Linked DNA regions of Homo sapiens: region 1 is linked to region 2. A link is a contact called in ENCODE Hi-C data. All regions are on one chromosome and are shown on one strand. Each heading gives the region's core, a stretch centred on a gene start or an enhancer-like site at or near the end of the contact. The rest is flanking DNA. Distances are from core to core; before and after follow the strand shown. Region 1 overlaps SLC22A23 (solute carrier family 22 member 23). Region 2 overlaps LOC124901245 (a long non-coding RNA gene).

Region 1 (2,700 bases), core at 33-2,532, 570 kb after region 2:
TCTCTTGTGGTACCTGATCTTATCTGTGCCTTTTCCCTAAATCCCAGTGTTTTGGTCCTTGGACCCTAGCTGAGTGGCTCTTTATCACTCCCTTGCTTCAAATCCTCCGTGGCTCTCCATGACCTTTAAGGTGAAGTTGGGCCTGGGTGGTAGGTTTCACGGTCTCTGCCTGCCTCTCCTGCCTCCATCCCCATCATCCCCACAGGGACCCCAGAGCTCCACCCACCGATTTGTTTATTTCCCAAACAATGCTGTGTTCCCCCATGCTCTTCTTTCAGCCCAGAGTCCACCCCTCCATCCTGTTGCCTCCTTCAGACCTTCTTGGCTCCCTCTTCCTCCCTTCCCGTTTCCCACCCCTGCTGTCCTGGCCTGAATATATATCCTCAGCCCCTGGGCCTAGCAGGTACTCTGTAAACACTTCCTGCATGGTGCCAGTAAGGAGGTGGCGAAAGGGTTTTGCTCTCATTTGAGTGAGGTTGGATGGCTTAATTCTAAGATGACAAGAATAAAAGAGGACAGATTCGTAAGTTGGCTCAAACCTAAAGTCACATTTCAGTGAGCTATTGAAGATTAAGAAGAGTTATGTAGCTTATCTGAAATGGCAACTAATCAAACTTGGGTGGATCATACTGGGCTCTGGAGTTGATTATGTCTTTAAACCACTGCTGTTCAGAACTTTAGGTAGGTCACAGAGCCTTTTCTTCACGTGGAACGGGCCCATCTTCGTCCAGGGCCGCAGTGGCTCCGGTGCACTTAGAGTCACCCTGGGGAACTTTCAGAAATGCCTGTAGGACCCCAGCATCCATCGTTTAAAAGAAGTTCTCTGGACACTTTCCACGGGGTATGATTTTGCTCCCAGAGAACATTCGGCAATGTCTGGAGACATTTTTGTCGTTGTTGTCACACCTTTGGGGGCATGGGGGGAGGGTGCTACTGGCGCCTGGTGGGTAGAGGCAGGGGTACTGCTAAACATCCTACAGGGCACAGGACTGTCCACACCACAAGGGATGATCCGGCCCCAGATCCGGCCCCAAATACGGCAAGTTTGAGAAACCCCGGTCAGATCCGGCCCCAAATACGGCAAGTTTGAGAAACCCCGGTCTAGACTAATAAAAACACTCATTGTATTTCCTGACCACACCCAACAGATGGCCAAGCCTGTGGGGTGGGACAGTGGGACCTCTGCTCTTTAACCCACAGTACGGGACACATGGGTGTTCAGGCTGAGGGTGTTTCATCCTGCTGGGAATTCCCACAAGGCAGCCACGGTTCCCTGCCCTCTGTGAAGAAAGGGTTTGCTGAGCTCGTTATGGAATAAACAAAGCTCAGCAGGCAGCAGGCACGTTTAGCCCACCTAGGAAAGCATGTTTGGGAAAAGGGCCATAGTATATTTATACAGGAATGAATGTTGCTAATGACCAAGTCACTCCTTGAAGTAGGTCCTTTGAACCTCTACTTAGAATAACGGTTAATTACTAGAAAAGGAAACGTTTGTTTGGAAGTAAAAGGTACTTATTTTCAAAATGTCTCTAATTCAAACTAGCCTTTTCCATAATTAATTCCTATTACGGTGGTTTTATAGTGTTGTCAGCAGCAGGAAACTGGAGCTCTCCCGTGGGACACAGACACCAAGCGCTGGAGGCCGGAGCTGAACGTAAGCACTGTTTACGTTTGCTGAGTAATAGATCAGGCTGGTTCCCGCCAGGGGCCCAGGCAGCAAGCCTGATGGATCATCTAGTCCCAGTGAAACATCTGCTACCTGTGCCAAGGCAGGCACCTCGTGGCTTTGCCGGCTCCGAAAGTGAGTGTGCTAGGTATTAGCTGGACTGCTGGCCGGGGCCCCCTTGGGTATCCAGAGTGACCCCTTCCCCAGCAGGATGGGTCCTGCTTACATGATCGCAGCACTGTCTGCCTTGTCTCACTCTCTTGGCCCTGGACTTGGTAGCGTTGTCTTCCTTTTGGAGTGTTCTTGATGTTCTTGGTGCCTCTAGCACACGGCTGTCAATGGTGGTGGCAGGGGAGACTTAGCTGGGTGTCCTGGCAGGGGCCCATGTCTGACTCTCAGAGCTACTTTCAAGCAGGCAACAAAGATGTTCGATTGGAGCCCATCTGGCTAGAGGGAGTGAAATGCAAGAAGGTGATGGGTTCCCACAGGAGCCTGTCTGGGGCTTACCGGTTTCTGGAATTCTATTTTCTGGAGTCATCAAAATCTTCACGAAAAAATTAGCTGGGTGTGGTGGCACATGCCTGTAGTCCCAGCTACTTGGGAGGCTGAGGCAGGAGAATCATTTGAACCTGGGAGGCAGAGGTTGCAGTGAGCCAAGATGGTGCCACTGCATTCCAGCCTGGGCAACAAGAGCAAAACTCTGTCTCAAAAAAAAAAAAAAAAAAATCTAGTAAGTTCCAGAGTGGGTTTTTAAAATTATTATTATTTATTTATTTATTTTTTGAGACGGAGTCTCGCTCTGTCACCCAGGCTGGAGTGCAGTGGCACGATCTCAGCTCTCTGCAAGCTCCGCCTCCTGGGTTCACGCCATTCTCCTGCCTCAGCCTCCCGAGTACCTGGGACTACAGGCGCCTGCCACCACACCTGACTAATTTTTTTTTAATTTTTTTTTGTTTTTAGTAGAGACGGGGTTTCACTGTGTTAGCCAGGGTGGTCTCCATCTCGTGACCTCATGATCCGCCCACCTCGGCCTC
Region 2 (2,700 bases), core at 60-2,559:
AACGTTATAATCACCATCCATCCTGTAAGTCCTTTGAAATTTCTTCTTTTCTATGGATCTAACATTGATCAATAACGAATTCCTAAGCATCTATATTAGTTAGCCCAGTGTTTCTCAAAGTCCACCGCATGTAAAAATCATCTAGGGAATCTTTCTAAAATGTGGATTCTGATTTAGTAGGTCTGGGGTGAGGTCTTCCCTTTTGCAATTCCAGCAAGTTCCCATGGGATGCTGGTACTGGTTAATGGAAGTCACTTAGAGTAGCAAGGAGCCTGTTTGCCTAGTATTTACAATGAGCACGTTTTGGGTATCATCAAAACAAGAGAATCTAAAAATGTATGGTGTGGGTGGAAGGTTGTGTTACTTGATATTTCAAAAAGATCATTGAAATCAGAAAATCTCAGAGATATGTTGGATTTCATCACATTTATTCTATGGCTTAATGTTGTTTTATTTTGAATATATAATAAGAGAGATACCACAAATCTTTAGCTATTAATATTTAGGGATGTTAATGTCCTTAATTCATATTGTCTCAAATGTGATTCATTCCCTCTATAGGTATACTAAAACAGGCATTCATGCCTACAAAACCATCTTCCTAACTTTCTTTCCTCTTTTTAGTCTCTTCCTGAACCAGTGACAGTGGTTCTCAAACATTTTGGTCTGAGGACCCCTTTATGGCCTTAAAAATGATCGAAGAGCTTTTATTTATGAAGGTAATACCTGCTAATACTTGTTGTAATCTATTAACATTGAGAAATGTAAAAATTTTTATTAATTCACTTAAAATATCAATAAACCCATTATTTGCTAATATAAATTGCACTTTTTAATGAAAAATAACTTTAGTTTCTACTGTGTGCTTCTGCATTTTGAAAATATGTCTAGGATACGGTATGTATTTAGGAGATATTTTCTAAATAAATGCATATTCATTTTTTAAAATGGGACAAATGTAGCATAGACATATTTTTGCTAACAATATCCATATAGTTGCAAATTTCACTTTTAGAATTTGCTTTCAAAAACAGGTTGTTTATTCTTCTTTGTTATGCCTTAGTTAGTAAATCATATATTATAAAACTTCTTCAATGCAATTGGTCTTTGGTCAGCCATTGACATAGGAAGAGTTAGAAAGAGTCCAGGGCTCCTTGGTACTGGCTGTGACTGGATAAGTAGGTTGTGGCTTAGTTTGTGTTTAGGTGTCATAACTAGGCTAGGTTTGGGTCCCAGAAAGTGCTAGCCTTACTGTAGGAGAGGAAGTGGTATTGCTGGGTGTGTCCTCAGGTCAGGAAGTGGGACGAGTGCAGTATGGAAGCCCAGGGGGGTCCTTGTGACTGGAGGAAAGGTGAGGTTTCCAGTAAAGGATTCAGAATTCGGGCATGGTGCAGCATGCCTATAGCCCCAGCTACTCAGGAGGCTGAAGTGGGAGGATCACTTGAGACCAGGAGTTCAAGGTTGCAGTGAGCTGTCATTGCGCCACTGCACCCCAGCCTGGGTGACAGAGTGAGACCTGTCTCAAAAATAAATACATAAAAATAATAATTAAAAAAAAAGGATTCAGAATTCTAGAATACATATTATCTTTCTATCATGCAGATCTGTTCTTAGGATTGTATTTTCCAAATCATGAATAAAATAATTTCCAAAATACTTATTGGGAAATTATATATATGTACTGTATTACTTGGAATAAAAATCAAATAAAAGTCAAACTTCTTAATGTGGCTGTAAAGCCTTGATTATTTAAACCTTGCCTATTTTTCAGTTTAATCTTTCAGCCACACTGGCCCTTGTGTTAATCCTAAAACATGCCATGCTTTTTCCTACATTAAAGCTTAGGGTTTTTGATATTTCTACTGCCTGGATTTCTCTGTTCTCACTCTTCCTCTTGATCACCATGACTTATTTTTCAAGTGTTGGCTTAAATGTCCGTCTCACAGATAGCCCTTATCTAAATAACAGCTTTCCCTCTGGTTCCTAGATAAATTAGGACCTGTTTTTTTCTATAACTTTCTTAAAGTATCCTATTATTTTCCCTGATAAAACCTTGTTGGACTGTTTGTCAGTATATTTATTTGCCTGTTTGTTTGGTGTCAGTTTCTCTTTTTTTCCTGTGTGTTTTGTTTGTTTGTTTTTTTGAGACGCAGTTTCACTCTGTCACCAGGCTGGAGTGCAATGGTGCAATCTCGGCTCACCACAACCTCCACCTCCCAGGTTCAAGCAATTCTTCTGCCTCAGCCTCCCGAGTAGCTGGGATTACAGGCATGTGCCACCATCCTGGCTAATTTTGTATTTTTAGTAGAGACAGGGTTTTTCCATGTTGGTCAGGCTGGTCGCAAACTCCCGACCTCAGGTGATCCGCCTGTCTTGGCCTCCCAAGGTGCTGAGATTACAGGCGTGAACCACCGCACCCGGCCTGTTTGTTTGTTTTCTTATTAGACTATAAACTATATGAGATCAGACCATGTCTCTTTTGTTTATCACTCTGGCCTACCTGCTAACACAGTGCTTACACATAATAGTAGGTGCTCAAGAAATACAGTGTTTGATGGATGAACGTAAAATTGTAAGAGCCTGAACTAGTGTAATATCGAAAATAGGGAGGAAGACATGAATTAGGAAAGCCTTTGAAAAATTAGCATGTTCTGTGATAAAGCTACATCTAGGCAATATTTTTTGATACTTTTAAAAAAA

What was found. Hi-C counts contacts between places; a loop is a spot of excess contacts on that map. Pooled maps may share reads with other maps.
Region 1: a loop to region 2 is called in a pooled map of psoas muscle, with 2.2 times the contacts of the local background. The contact joins two enhancer-like sites. A Hi-C loop is called at or near these places in 2 of 50 pooled maps.

The regions. Positions count from the first base shown.
Region 1 is chr6:3,437,438-3,440,137 of GRCh38, reverse strand. All of the region lies in intron 1 of SLC22A23 (solute carrier family 22 member 23), which reads left to right. Among named protein-coding and RNA genes, the nearest start is that of SLC22A23, 18 kb to the left of the region's middle. Within about 2 kb of position 1,282, at least 8 of the 41 ENCODE cell types and tissues checked have a DNase peak (open chromatin) inside an H3K27ac peak, as active enhancers do.
Region 2 is chr6:4,009,525-4,012,224 of GRCh38, reverse strand. LOC124901245 (a long non-coding RNA gene) reads left to right here. Exons shown (of 2, transcript XR_007059415.1): 2 at 625-2,700. Among named protein-coding and RNA genes, the nearest start is that of PRP4K, 10 kb to the left of the region's middle. Within about 2 kb of position 1,309, at least 3 of the 41 ENCODE cell types and tissues checked have a DNase peak (open chromatin) inside an H3K27ac peak, as active enhancers do.